Regions from separate parts of the Homo sapiens genome. Here regions 1, 2 and 3 are each linked to region 4. The links are chromatin contacts, found by Hi-C or POLR2A ChIA-PET in ENCODE. All regions are on one chromosome and are shown on one strand. The core of a region is the stretch at or near the end of the contact, and the rest is flanking DNA. Distances in the headings are between cores, read along the strand shown.

Region 1 (3,167 bases), core at 638-3,137, 770 kb before region 4:
GCTACTCTACTTGGAGTGTTTGGGGGCAGCTGCTAGTAGTTCCTCACAGGTGAGGCAGGCAGTGCAACTGGTCACATAGGCAGGAATCTGGTCTACAGGGTCTTCCTGTATGCCGGCTTTAGGCACTTTCTTCATGAGGCCTTACATGTTCTTCATCTAGGACCTGGACCTTTTGGGATCCATGAAAATAATAATGCTGTGGTATATGCATGTGTGCTTGTGTGTTGAGGGGTACACCCACCTTTCTCAGGGGAATTATACAGTTCCATTTTTTTTTTTTGAGACAGAATCTTACTCTGTCCCCCAGGCTGGAATGCAGTGGCATGATCTTAGCTCACTGAAACCTCTGCTCCCGGGTCCAAAGGATTCTTGTGCCTCAGCCACCTGAATAGCTGAGATTACAGGAGTGCGCCACCACGCTCGGCTAATTTTTGTATTTTTAGTAGAGATGGGGTTTCACCATGTTGGTCAGGCTGGTCTTGAACTCATGGACTCTTCTCTATCACAATATATTCTAAGGCAGGCAGCGATCTGCCTGCCTCGGCCTCCCAAAGTGTTGGGATTACCGATGTGAGCCACCGTGCCAGGCTTCTATTTGCTTTTGCTTTTGATACACCCATATCTGCTCATTGTAGGAATATTGGGTGCCTTCAGCTCAGCTGGATTCTCTTGGCTTCAGTGTCAGTATTTGAATTCTTGTTCATTTTCTGCTTTCCCTCCCCAGACTGGTAAGTCCATGAGGACAGAGTCCTTGTCTATCCGCCAGACCACCAGTGTCCAGCACAGTGCCTGGCACACAGTAGGTATTCAATAATTGTTTAATGAACTCTGGGGCTTTGATTAATAATTTAGTTAGAGAGTAAATTAATTGTGAGTTAAATCTAGTTTGGTCAACAACATACTTTACACTGTGCAGTCAGTGGGGCAGGAGGGAATCACAGAAGGGTCTTTGAAGATGAAAAGTGCAGGGACTATTGGCCTAGATCAGTGGTTTACACATGAAGCTGTACTTTTAGACGAGCTTGCCTTCCGGGATTTCGATCCCTGGTCTGAGGTGCTGTTTGAGCTTCCCAGGTGATTCTGAAGTCACCAGATCGGTATTGAGGGATGCCAAATTTGGGGGACTTCCTGTTCTAACGTATTTCTTTTTGTCCCCCGAACTCATTCAACTTGTGCCTGAACGGTCTCAGCAATGGGAGCTCATTATTTCACAAGGCGAGCTGCCCAACCCAGCGTAACCACAACGACAACAATCACAGTGACACCATGTAGGGACCATACATTGAGCATTTCTTAGGTGTCAGGTACCGTACATACATGCTGCTCACTCCAAAGGCGAGGTGGGTAGTACTTGTCTGCATATGACAGCTAAAGAAACTGCAACTCCGACGTTGGTGGCGCTGGGAGTCTCAGTGGCGGCGGGGCGGGGCAGGGCCGGGACCGAGGCCACGTCCCGCCCGCCGCCCGGCTTCCCGCCCATGGGCCTCGGCAGTGCCCGCGGGAGGAGCGGGTGGAGGGAGCCGCTCGCCACGTCAGCGCACGCCCGCCCCGGCGCTCCGCCCGGCCCTCCTGGGCCTCCCCATAGAAGGTTAACCCGGGCCGGATCCCACGAGGACTGGTGGGGGCCGGGCGGCCCGTGATTTCAGTTTCCGAAGAGTCCGGCCCTGCGCAAAGGCGGGCAGGGAGGAGGAGTTCGGGAAGCCTTCCCGACAGTCTGTAGATGAAATGAACGCGCCCCGCCTGAGCGCCACTCGGGGAGCGCGCCGAGCCAGTGCAGCACCGCGGCCTCCCGGCCCGCCAGGCTGAGGGTTTCCGCGGGCCCTGACCCTGCTGGCCCCCACCGGGCCAGTGAAAGCAGCAGGCTTTATGCGGCTGTCGGGCTCGGGGCGAGGAGCCGGCTCCACCCTCCCAGTCTGGGCCCATCCTCCGGCCTCGGCCAGCCCCTTCCCTCCCTCTCTTTGGCGTTCGCGTTCCCTCGGCCTAGCAGACCTCTTAGAATGTTTGTTTTCCTTCTGAGAAAGAGCGGAGGGACGTGGCCAAGACCAACATGAACTGCAAACACGGGACATCCTCTGTGTGGGGGGACATTTTTCTGGGACCAACAGACCTGGGTCTGAATACCCATCCTGCCGCTTCCTCGCTGGGTGACCTTTGTATATCTTTCTCCATCTCTCTCAGCCTCATTATCCTCATCTGTAAAATGGGGATAATGACGCCTTACCTATCTTTAAGATACATTCTGAGGATTAGATTGGATAAATACGGATCATACATTTTAAGCACTTAGTGCTGTCAATGGCAATTAACATTATTATTCATTATATTGTTATTATGAATGACTGATAATGACACTCAAGATTATTAATGCTACTGTGTCAAAAATATGCTCAATTAAATTTATTTTTAGTGAGTGAAATAGTTTTATGAAAGGTAAATAAAGAGGAATAATACTGGGTCGGGAAGTATATACACGTTATCTCATTTAATATTCAAACAGCTTCAGAAGGTGGGTGTTATCATCCCCATTCTGCAGATGAGAAAGTTGAGGCTCTTGGAGGTTCATTAACTTGCCCACCTCACACACTTCAAGCCTAATGTCCTGCCCTCCCTCTCTCACTGACTTCCTTGACTGCATCCCTTAAGCTCCAGTCCCTTTCTACCTGCCTGCCTCAGCAAAGACTCGTCCATCTGCAGAGAAACCTGGAGGAAAGTGAGTCAGCTCTGGAAACTGGATAAAGCTCACCTCCTCCAGGCAGCTTTCCTGATTCTCTCCCTCCTCCCCCTGTAAAATTAATCCTTCCTTCCTTTCTTCTCTTGGTGCCCATAGTATGAGGTTGCACACACTTATTGCAGGTTGTGTCTCCCACCTGGGGAGTATGCCTGTCTAAGGCAGACGCCACATACTTTTTCACTCTTGAAGGGTCAATATGGTGTTGTGGTTAAGGGCACAGGCTTAGGAGCCCAACTGTCCAGTTTCAGATCTTGGCTTTACTACCTACTGGTTGTGAGCCTTAACCAAGTGACTTAACCCCTTTCAGCCTCACTGTCCTTATCTACAACATGGAGATTGACAATAAGATCAGCCTTGTGGGGTTGCTATAAGGATTGAATGAGTTAAGATATAGAAAGCAATTTGAACCTCTAAGTAATCAGATGTTCACTGAATG
Region 2 (3,307 bases), core at 474-2,973, 790 kb before region 4:
GGAAAGCAATGTCATCCCACCCGAACCAGAGTGGCCTGTGTTGTGAAATCTAGCAGAAAGGTCATCACCACAGGTTCCAAGATGCCTGGCTTAGCCACTGATTGCCAGGCCACTCACTGAACTCTGTATTCAGTTTTTCCTCCATCTATAGGATGGTGTATCTCTCTGGGGTCTTGGGGGATAAAATTAGATAATAAGTCATTTTATCTGTTTACTCAACAGATGTTGACTGGGCACCAGTTCTATGCCAGTGTGCTGGGGACAGAGGAATGAATAAGACATAGGCTTAGAAGACATCCCCTTCAAGGGGATGAAGTTCTAATGGGGAAACAGATAAGTAAATAGAAGCACTAGCACAGAACTAAACTTTCCGACATGTAGTTGCACACTCACTAACTCACTTAAGTCATCTCACATGGGGTAGTAACCAATTTCATTCATTTGACACACAAGGAAACTGAGGGCCAAACTGGCAAAGCGATTTGCCCTTCCTGGTGTTCCATAACCCTTCAGACATAATTTCATCACAGCCCTTAGCGCTCTTTCTCTGGGATAGAAGTTCAAATGTTTATTTCCCCCATTAAAGTTTAAATTCCCTGCAGGCAGGTCTAGCTTCTTTTAATCTGTTGACCACCAGCATCTAGCCCAAGCTTGGCACACGGTTATGGAAGGTGTGGTGGGGGGAATGGAGCTAGAAGTTGTGGAGCATCAACCACATGCTGGGCTTCGCTGGGCACTTCACATTTGCTGTTGGTTAATCTACTACAAAAACTTGGTATGGTGGGTATTATTATCTCTGTTTTATAGGAAATATGCCAGAGGCTGAGATGAGTGATGGGATTTGCCCAAGGTCACACTGAGCGTAATCTGAGAAGCTCCCAACTCAGAAATGGCCCAGAAGCTGGTGTGTGTGCTGCGGGTGGGGGATGAAGTGGGTGGGAGCTCAGCCGTCCAAATGCAGAGCCAGAACGAGTCTCCTGTAAAGTGTTCAGCTGGTCCACTGGAGCATCTTTACCCACAGAGCCTGATCCTGTGCTCAGGCTTTTATTAGCATCTGTGTTCTTTCCGCCACAGCGCCCAGCTGCCCCGGCAGCCTCTTGGTGAACACTTGCTGAATAAATGCTTCACCAGGAGAACAAAGACGTGAAGAAACAATCACAATATGTGCCAAGGCACGAGGCTAAGCCATTTATTTATCCTTTTTCTTTTCATTCTCTCAACATCACGATGAAGTTAAGTACCATGAAGACCCCAGTTTTACAGGAAAAAAAAATGGAGGTTTAAAAATGTAGAGACTTCCTACAAAGCTGGAAAGTGGCTTTGAAGCCAGGCTTATGTGGCTCCAAAGCCTGAACTGCAAACCACTACTTGAAAATGAATGCGTGTGTGGATGAATTGCAGCTCCCAAACTCTTCTGAAGCCTCAGTCAAGGCCACAGTGGCATTTGCTCCCTGGGCAGGGTGTTTTCCAGGGACTTATGGATCAGGTCTGACTCTTTCCAAAAGGCCCTCTGACTGCCAGCCCTCCCAGAGGGGTCAGAGAGCATTTCCCAGCTTCCCACTGGGCCTGCCTATCTTTGGGAGCTTTGAAGTCCTACATTTAGAGGACATGGATCAGCCCCAAACCTAAGAGCTCCCCCAAGGTAACTGCCAAGGGAATCCCTCAGGAATCCCGCTTAATGCAACCAAGAGAGGCCTTTAGAAATCAGGCCAAGTAGAGGAAAGAACAATGGACAGGAAATTGGGACATGAGAGAGTCGTGAGTCAGCAGCGTGGTGAGAGCTGCCAAGATTGCTGATGTGAACTCTGGTTGTATCACGAGGAGCATAATGTGTTGAATAACTAAGGTGATATTGCACTTCCTCTGTGGTAGAGCTGGAGCTGGAATGTGGGGTGAAGGTCTGGTTCCACATTTTCACGTAGTCATAGTCAAACCGGAACTTATCCAATAGAGCAGAACCGGAACACTGAAGGGAACGGTACTATCATCTTTGCCAAGGCGGAAGGACTTGTATTTCTTTTCCTGAAGAAGAAAAGAAGCAAACATGTTGGGAGGATAGGCTTTGGGTATTTCAGAGATTTCCCTATGAACAAGGCAGTAGACTTCTTCTGTCTGATCCTAAGGGGAACCTAGGACTCAAGTGAGGAAATAATAGGAAGCAAGATTCAGACGCGAACTGAATCAACAATGCCTTTGTTCTAGTCAAAAAGATAGCCAAAGAAGGAAATATTTTTGAAGAAAGAAGAAAAAAAGCAAAACACTCAATGAACCTCCTCTCTCCCCTCTATGTGACCCTAAGCAAGTAACGTAATCTTCCTGAGGCTCAGTTCCTTATCTGAAAGTGGCAGGTGGTGTTACATGAGACTAACAATGTGCAGACTGAACGCAGTGTGGAGAGACGGCTGTGCACATGGCCCTGCGACTCTGGCTGCTGCAATTTAAACCTTAGCTTAGGGTGACCTTGGAAATTTGTTTTTACTTTGCAGTGCCTCAGCTTCCTCATCTGTAAAATGGGGATAATATATGTAAAGCAATCAAAAGGGTACCTGTCACACAGTGGGCACTCAACTTTCTTGTTAGCCAGCATCATCATCATTGCCACTCTTTATATATGAAAGGGACTGTCACAGTATCTAAAATATAATAGGTGTTCAGAGAATGTTTTCCTTTTCCCATTCTCCTTTAGGGGACTCTTCCAGGGTGTCTCTGGGATACCAAGTTCTTCTCATCTCCAGATGTCTGGAAAATGTCTCTAAATAAAACATCTTTTTGCTTATATTCTAAGGCAGCTATCTGCCTCTATCTAAATACTCTTTTAGTGAAGAAAGGGGCAGAGCAAGGAGAGTCAATCTACTTGTAGAAGTTTCTCATTCTGAACAGTGTACTTTACAGATTCCAAAGTGTTTCTCCCTCCATTACCTCTTTACCCCTTACTAGAGCAAGCCCAGATGTGAGAACTGAGGCTCCGAGAGGTTCAGTGACTTACCTGGAGCCATTAACATCTGAGTGAGTGAGCCAGGAATTGAACCCAAGGCTTTCAGACTCTGGACACCTACCTTTACAGGAGGCATTGGCCAGCCTCTTCCCCTCACACACACATCCTCTCACCCTGGGGTTCTGCTTAGGAAGCATAAGAAAGGCAGTGAGCCAGGCTCCAACCTTGAAGCCAAATCCTTGCAGTAATAGAGAGGACTAAGGGCTAGAGAGAGGAGCCAGGAACCGTGGATCTCTGCCGTGAATCCGAGCCCTTAGAGCTGGAGACCTCACTTGGACCAGTCTTCTGTTTTCAGTAGCTGTAGTGAGTGAG
Region 3 (3,171 bases), core at 20-2,519, 630 kb before region 4:
TGGGCCATGCTATAAATCTAGCTCTGTCTCACATCAAAGTTTTTGGGTTTTTCCCCGCCCCACTATGTCCTCTTGTCTCCTCAAAACAGCTCAAACTCTTAGAAATAACTTCCTAGACCAGAGAAGTAAAAACAGGAGGGATGGATCCACTCTACTCATACAGGAAGGTTTTGAGTGGGAGCCTTAAAGGATGAGTCTCTTTAATCTCCCTGGCCCAGTAGTTACCAGAATTGCCTTGCTATCAATCCCTGGGGAGCAATAGGCACTGTTGTTAAGTGTGCCAGCCTTGGGTTGCACAGTCTGGAATTTGAATACGAGTTTTCCCCTTGATTAGCTATATGACCCTGGGCATATCACTTAATCTTGTTAAACCTCAATCTTCTCATTCTTAAAATGAGGACTAAAAATTATACCTCTGGGGTGCCCCTGTGGCTCACATTTGTAATTTGAGCACTTTGGGAGGCCAAGACAGGAGGATTGCTTGAGCCCAGGAATTCAAGGCTACAGTGAGCCATTACTGCACTCTAGCCTGGGCAACAGAGCAAGACTCTATCTCAAAAAAAAAAAAATTACACCTCTAATAGAAGATCACTATGAAATTAAATTGGATAAATCATGCAGAATATGTAGCAAAATTTCTGGCACAAAATAAATGATCAATGACTCTTAGCCATGGGATGAAGAAGATAATGGTGATGAGGATATTCTGGCTCCAGGTGACAAAGTCAAGGACATGTCTGGCTGATAAAGTCAGTTTAGCAGCTTCCATTAAGAAGTTATTCAGAAAAAAAGCTGGGACCCTGTCCTTTACAATCCCACAGTGAAATGTACTGTACTTAAGGAAGGGCAAGGAGGAAGGAGAAGTTCCTATCCACACCACAAAGCTAAAAAACCCAAGAAGAGTTTGGTTTTGCTCTGTTCTCAGTCCTTTTTAACTGAGTTTTCCTTTTTAAAAAAATACTATGGCCTTTGCCTGAGGCCTAATCAGGATGCCTATAAATGTGCATATTTATGGATGTTAGTATAATACACCTTAAAAAGTTCCCTTTGCTTTCAGATGCTGGTCTGCATTTTGTGCATGTCTCAGCTATGTGCTGGGTGGCTGCTACAATATTTCTGCTGAGGCAGGCAGAGTACACCCACCCAAATGCATTTCATCTAAATGTAGTTTGGTCTGGGACATCTTGGTAATCAGGGAAGACAAAGCAGATTAAAATCATGTGAGAGGCCACTTTCCCAGCGAGCTCAAACATGCTCTGCTGATAGAAACCACTCCACACAGGGCATGGGGGTGTGACTTTGTGGGGAAGAGGGGGAGGTGGAAGGATTGGGGTCAGGTTGTGACAAGGAGATGAAGGTTTGTTCCAGCCAAGGGGTCTGTCTGGGATGCCAGCCATGAGGAAAGCAAGCTTCAGCACAGATGTCTGTGATGTGGAGTAACCCCACGTATATTTCAAAACAGATTTCCTGGGGGAAATTTTTTGGGAATTCACAATATGTTGTTAAAACCAGGCAATCCTTTGAGGTTTGTTATTCTTCTTCTAGGACTCTGTAATATTCACCGGCAGGAAAACCCAAGGGAATGACTACTATGACATCTGATGGTGAGAAGGCGGCGTTGGTTGAGGGGAGTGAATGGGTTATATCTATTGAAAATCTACTATGGGTTTTTCTTCTTTTTTCTCTGATTATCACAGAAGAGGTTACTAAGTTTCAGAAAGAAGCAGGAATTAGTGCTTGGAGACCCAAACATCCTAGAAGGACCCTGGAGATCCTTTGTGAAGTTGAGAAGGAGGGAGATTATTGTTTAAGGTAGCTTCTGAGTTGTGCGCCAGGCATTGGAAACTAAGCCAAGGACACAGCCAGCCAGTGAGCAAGGCCTTCTCCAGATCATTCCGGGGAGTTCTGCTCCAGTTTAGAGGGCTGTTCCAGGTTCCCTCAGTGGTGATTTTGGAGGCTTCAAAGGACTTCCCAGTAGAGATGAGCAAAGAGAGGTCATCCCCATTCCCTTGAAACTGATTCAGCCAAGCCTTTCATGTCAACCTTCTGCACCAGTTGAGCAAAGCAGTAATCACACCCATTCAAGTCTTCTAAAGGGAAAGAAATCACCATCACTTGTCCTTATTCTGTTGCACTGGAAATAGATTTGTCAGATAAGATATAGGATACCCAGTTAAATTTGAATTTCAGATAAATGATAAAACTTTTTTGGAATAAGTGTGTCCCACATGTTGCATGGGACACACAAACTTGATCTGAAATTCAAATGTGACCAGATGTCCTGTACTTTTATTTGCCAAATCTGACAATTCCTTCCACAAGTCACTAGAAACATCTCATAATTGTGCCCCCCTGCAGGTGGTAAGAGGTACCATGTCATAGCACAACCTGCAAAAAGTGGTTAATGATAGAACATGCCACTGAGGGGTAGTGAGCCTCTTGTCACAGAGAGCTTACCTGGCTGTTTTCATACCTTCCCTGCACTTTTAATCCCTCACTCCTCAGCTCCTAGGGATAAGGAGCATGAATCCTGAGGCAGGTTGCTTGGATATGAACGCTGGTTAGCTGATGGCCTTACATTAAGTAATATAACCTCTCTGTGTTTTCTAGTTTGCTCGTCTGTAAAATGGGGGCAAGAGTAGCAATTACCTTGTAAAGTTGTTCTGAAGCTTCAAAGTGCTTAGTTCAGTGCTTGGCCCATGGGGAAGGAAGAAAAGACATTAATTATTACTGTTATTATTCCCTGGTACCTATATACAAAAGGAGTTGGGCTATTGAGAATCATGTAATCATGTCAAAGCTGGGGCAGAATTTAAGGTCTCAGAAGCCATTGCTGAACCACTGCCACTCAGAGAAGAAAAATATTTTGGGAGCATTTAGAGGAACTCTCTTGTTTTAGAAATGAAAACTCAAGCCAGAAAGGCCAAATGGCTCGCTCCAAACTTCACAGGTGGTTGAGAATAAGATCTTGGGGTAGAACAGCAGATACAGATAAAATAACCCAAAGGAATGGTGGAGAGCCTTTTGCTAGGACTCAGTAATTTAAATTACAGAATTACAGGATTTTAGAGCTACCAGAAGTGGGCAAGACAGCATTTGCCCCAGGGCCGGCCTAAAGCAAGACACAGACATAGGAGTCAAATGTTCTTGGGGTTCTAGTCCCAGTTCTGC
Region 4 (2,844 bases), core at 49-2,548:
TGCAGATGAGAGCCTTGTCTAACACGATGGACGTAACTGATCTTTGCACATCATGAGATGAAACTAAGTAAGTCACTTATTCCCAGCTTAGAGATAAGCAGACTGAGACACAAGTCTGAGGACAGTAAGAAAAGCATACAGTCAGCCGGGCACGGTGGCTCACGCCTGTGATCCCCACACTTTGGGAGGCCGAGGTGGGCGGATCACCTGAGGTCAGGAGTTCGAGACCAGCCTGACCAATATGGAGAAACCCCATCTCTACTAAAAATACAAAAAAAAAAAAATTAGCCAGGCGTGGTGGCGCATGCCTGTAATCCCAGCTACTGGGGAGGCTGAGGCAGGAGAATTGCTTGAACCTGGGAGGCGGAGGTTGCAGTGAGCCGAGATTGCGCCATTGCACTCCAGCCTGGGCAACAAGAGCAAAACTCCATCTCAAAAAAAAAAAAAAAAAAAAAGCATACAGTCTAAGGGCAGAACTATTGGGATGTGAAGTATAGAAAGTATTACCATTAACCAAGCACCTACTATGTGTCAGTGTGAATCACGCTGTAGACACTTAATCCTCCCATACCACCAAAGGTAGAAATCGGTGCCCCCATCTTACAGACAAGCAAGTTGATGGGTGGGTAGGTGAATTAAATTGGCTATCTAAAGTCAAACAGCCAGTATGGGGCAGGACCAATATTGTAACTGTGGTGTGTCGGGGCCCACCGTCCCTTTGTACTGTACTGCTGACCCAGGTTTCTTGACTTTTCTGCCAAGTTTGTAACCAGTTGATGATGACGCCACTTTCCTGAGATGTCCAAAACCCTATAGAAGTGGGCCGTTCAAAGCAGAAGGAGGAAAGACATAAAAAGAGCCCAGATTGCCTTATAATTGTCCTCAGGAGAAAAACCATAACATTTTATCTAAAAATCAGCTGGCTAGTTCAGATAACATTCAAGCTTAAAATTTGATCTGTGACATTCCAATTTCTAGACTTCTTTTTTTTTTTTTTTTTTTTTTTTTGTATTTTTTGGTAGAGACAGGGTTTCACCATGTTGGCCAGGCTGGTCTTGAACTCCTGACCTCAAGTGATCCACCCGCCTTGGCCTCCCAAAGTTCTGGGATTACAGGCATGAGCCACCGCACCCGGCCCCAATTTCCAGCCTTCTGATAGCCAAAAAACTTCCTATCTGGATGCAAGAGGAAAGATGAAAGTCAGCTTTGGAGAACACAGTACTCTAGAAAATGGGAAACAGGGCCTCCCAGAGCAGAACAGCTAGCTGTGAGTGACCCCGGCACTGACTCCGCGCTGCAGCCCTGGACTTTGTGAAAATGGGTCATCTTCCAGGCCCTACATCCCTGGGCTGACTCAGAAGCACGGCGGGGAGTGCAGCGGCTTCACAGAAAGTTCTGCTTTGGAAACTGTTCTCCTCTAGGCTGTTGAATGAAAAGGCTGTTAATCGTTATTTGGATTCCGATTGAAACTGGACCTTTTGTCTCTAACTATGGACCAGTTACAGTTCCAGACAAAGAGACCTTTTATTTAGCCTGGAATTCCTCTGCCTTTGGAAGCCTGTGACTGACAAGTGATGGCAAAGTGCATCTGCCTTTGAATGCTTTGGGTTCTGCTAAACTCATTAATGCATCAGATAAAATAGTTCACATTCCAGCCAAAGCTGCCCTCTTCCTCTCCTTCACCCAGGACTCAGAGAAAAGAACACATTTGCATTTGTCCCTGTAAAAGGCACGTACACAAGCAGCCAGTATAGAGGTAGTGTCATTGGTGCCTTTAAACATTGTATTGCTCTAGTTTTCCTACAAAGACAGTTAGGGAGGACTGTAGACCTGGAACATGATTCTCAGAAATGCATGTGAAAAACACATTCGAATTTGGGAGATTTTTTTGGAGATAGTGTGGAACAGTGGAAAAAGCAGATCAGCTCTGTGACTTTGGGCAAGTTACTTTACCTCTCTGAGCCTCAGTTCCCTCTTCTGAAACAAACAAACCAAAAAACATTATCATCTCCCTCATGTAGATCACTGCTGAGGAATAAATGCTTGCGAGTTTGTGAGCATCAAACTCTGTGCCTAGTCCAAGTAGGTGATCAGTAAATGTCAATTCTCTTATTCCATCTAGGAAGCCCCATGCCAAAAAGAAAGAGGGGCATTTGAGGGAAAAAAAAAAGCAGCTTATTATTTTGAAAGTGAATCTTTGCCATGTTGAGAACAGCCTGCTCTGTACAAGCAGGGAGAGCGGGGCCTTGCCAGCTTGGGAAATGCTGTCTACATGAGGAGGAAGAACCTCCTTGTACCCTGGTCATTTGGTTAACTGTGGTTTCAAGAAATACTTGGTATGTACTAAGTAATTGTTAAGTTTCCCCCACTGACTTGGGACTAAATGTTCCTTCTTCTAAGTTTTATTTTTTAGTACTGGTAGTTTCAGTAGGGGTTTCCCTCTTCTGGTCTTACTCATTATTTTAATTATTTGTTCTTTCATTTATTCACTCAAAAGCATTCTCTGTGCACACCAGTGTGCCAAGCCCTGAGGTTGGCACAGGGATGCTAAGAAGAACAGTAATGTCCAGCCAAGAGGTTCTTTATAAAACACAGAAAAAGTGCCCTTGGTCTTATGACCAATATCCAGAGTGAGTAGAGTGGGGACCCAGAGGACAAAATGTGTCGGTGTCAGTCAGGTCCAGGCAGGGAACAGATACACACTCCAGTTAGGTTAACCGGAGGGAAGTTGAATAGTCAGTGTACAGAGCTGTGGGCAGGGTGCTGGAAGCCCAGACAACCAAGAAGTACCTTGGGATACTAACAGTGTTTCCACCCCTGGGCTCACAAGGGTGAGGGTAGGGA

What was found. A loop is a pair of places that touch in the nucleus more often than their neighbours do. ChIA-PET counts read pairs that join two places held with the same protein, here RNA polymerase II (POLR2A). Pooled maps may share reads with other maps.
Region 1: a map of left ventricle myocardium inferior shows a loop between it and region 4 (3-fold over the local background). The contact joins the promoter of LINC02777 here to the enhancer-like site in region 4. A Hi-C loop is called at or near these places in 2 of 168 maps with a recorded cell type or tissue (dorsolateral prefrontal cortex and left ventricle myocardium inferior) and 3 of 50 pooled maps. POLR2A ChIA-PET finds 5 or more read pairs at or near these places in 2 of 52 experiments (MCF 10A and activated B cell).
Region 2: a map of CD14-positive monocyte shows a loop between it and region 4 (2.6-fold over the local background). The contact joins two enhancer-like sites. A Hi-C loop is called at or near these places in 1 of 168 maps with a recorded cell type or tissue (CD14-positive monocyte) and 1 of 50 pooled maps. POLR2A ChIA-PET finds 5 or more read pairs at or near these places in 1 of 52 experiments (MCF 10A).
Region 3: POLR2A ChIA-PET joins it to region 4 with 10 read pairs in BJ. The contact joins two enhancer-like sites. A Hi-C loop is called at or near these places in 2 of 50 pooled maps. POLR2A ChIA-PET finds 5 or more read pairs at or near these places in 2 of 52 experiments (BJ and Panc1).

What each region holds. Positions count from the first base shown.
Region 1 is chr1:58,902,251-58,905,417 of GRCh38, forward strand. It overlaps LINC02777 (long intergenic non-protein coding RNA 2777), which reads right to left and starts at 1,888. Exons shown (of 5, transcript NR_183656.1): 1 at 1,318-1,888. RefSeq lists silencers at 1,282-1,671, 1,732-1,981.
Region 2 is chr1:58,881,713-58,885,019 of GRCh38, forward strand. The region is part of intron 1 of JUN-DT (JUN divergent transcript); the gene reads left to right. LINC02777 (long intergenic non-protein coding RNA 2777) reads right to left here. Exons shown (of 5, transcript NR_183656.1): 5 at 1,166-2,022. Among named protein-coding and RNA genes, the nearest start is that of LINC02777, 21 kb to the right of the region's middle. RefSeq lists enhancers at 1,283-2,482, 1,385-1,679. Within about 2 kb of position 1,724, at least 27 of the 41 ENCODE cell types and tissues checked have a DNase peak (open chromatin) inside an H3K27ac peak, as active enhancers do.
Region 3 is chr1:59,040,627-59,043,797 of GRCh38, forward strand. The region is part of intron 2 of LINC01358 (long intergenic non-protein coding RNA 1358); the gene reads left to right. Among named protein-coding and RNA genes, the nearest start is that of LINC01358, 22 kb to the left of the region's middle. Within about 2 kb of position 1,270, at least 2 of the 41 ENCODE cell types and tissues checked have a DNase peak (open chromatin) inside an H3K27ac peak, as active enhancers do.
Region 4 is chr1:59,668,558-59,671,401 of GRCh38, forward strand. All of the region lies in intron 13 of FGGY (FGGY carbohydrate kinase domain containing), which reads left to right. Among named protein-coding and RNA genes, the nearest start is that of MIR4711, 63 kb to the right of the region's middle. RefSeq lists an enhancer at 741-1,295. Within about 2 kb of position 1,299, at least 13 of the 41 ENCODE cell types and tissues checked have a DNase peak (open chromatin) inside an H3K27ac peak, as active enhancers do; they include dorsolateral prefrontal cortex and left ventricle myocardium inferior, where a contact is called at or near this core.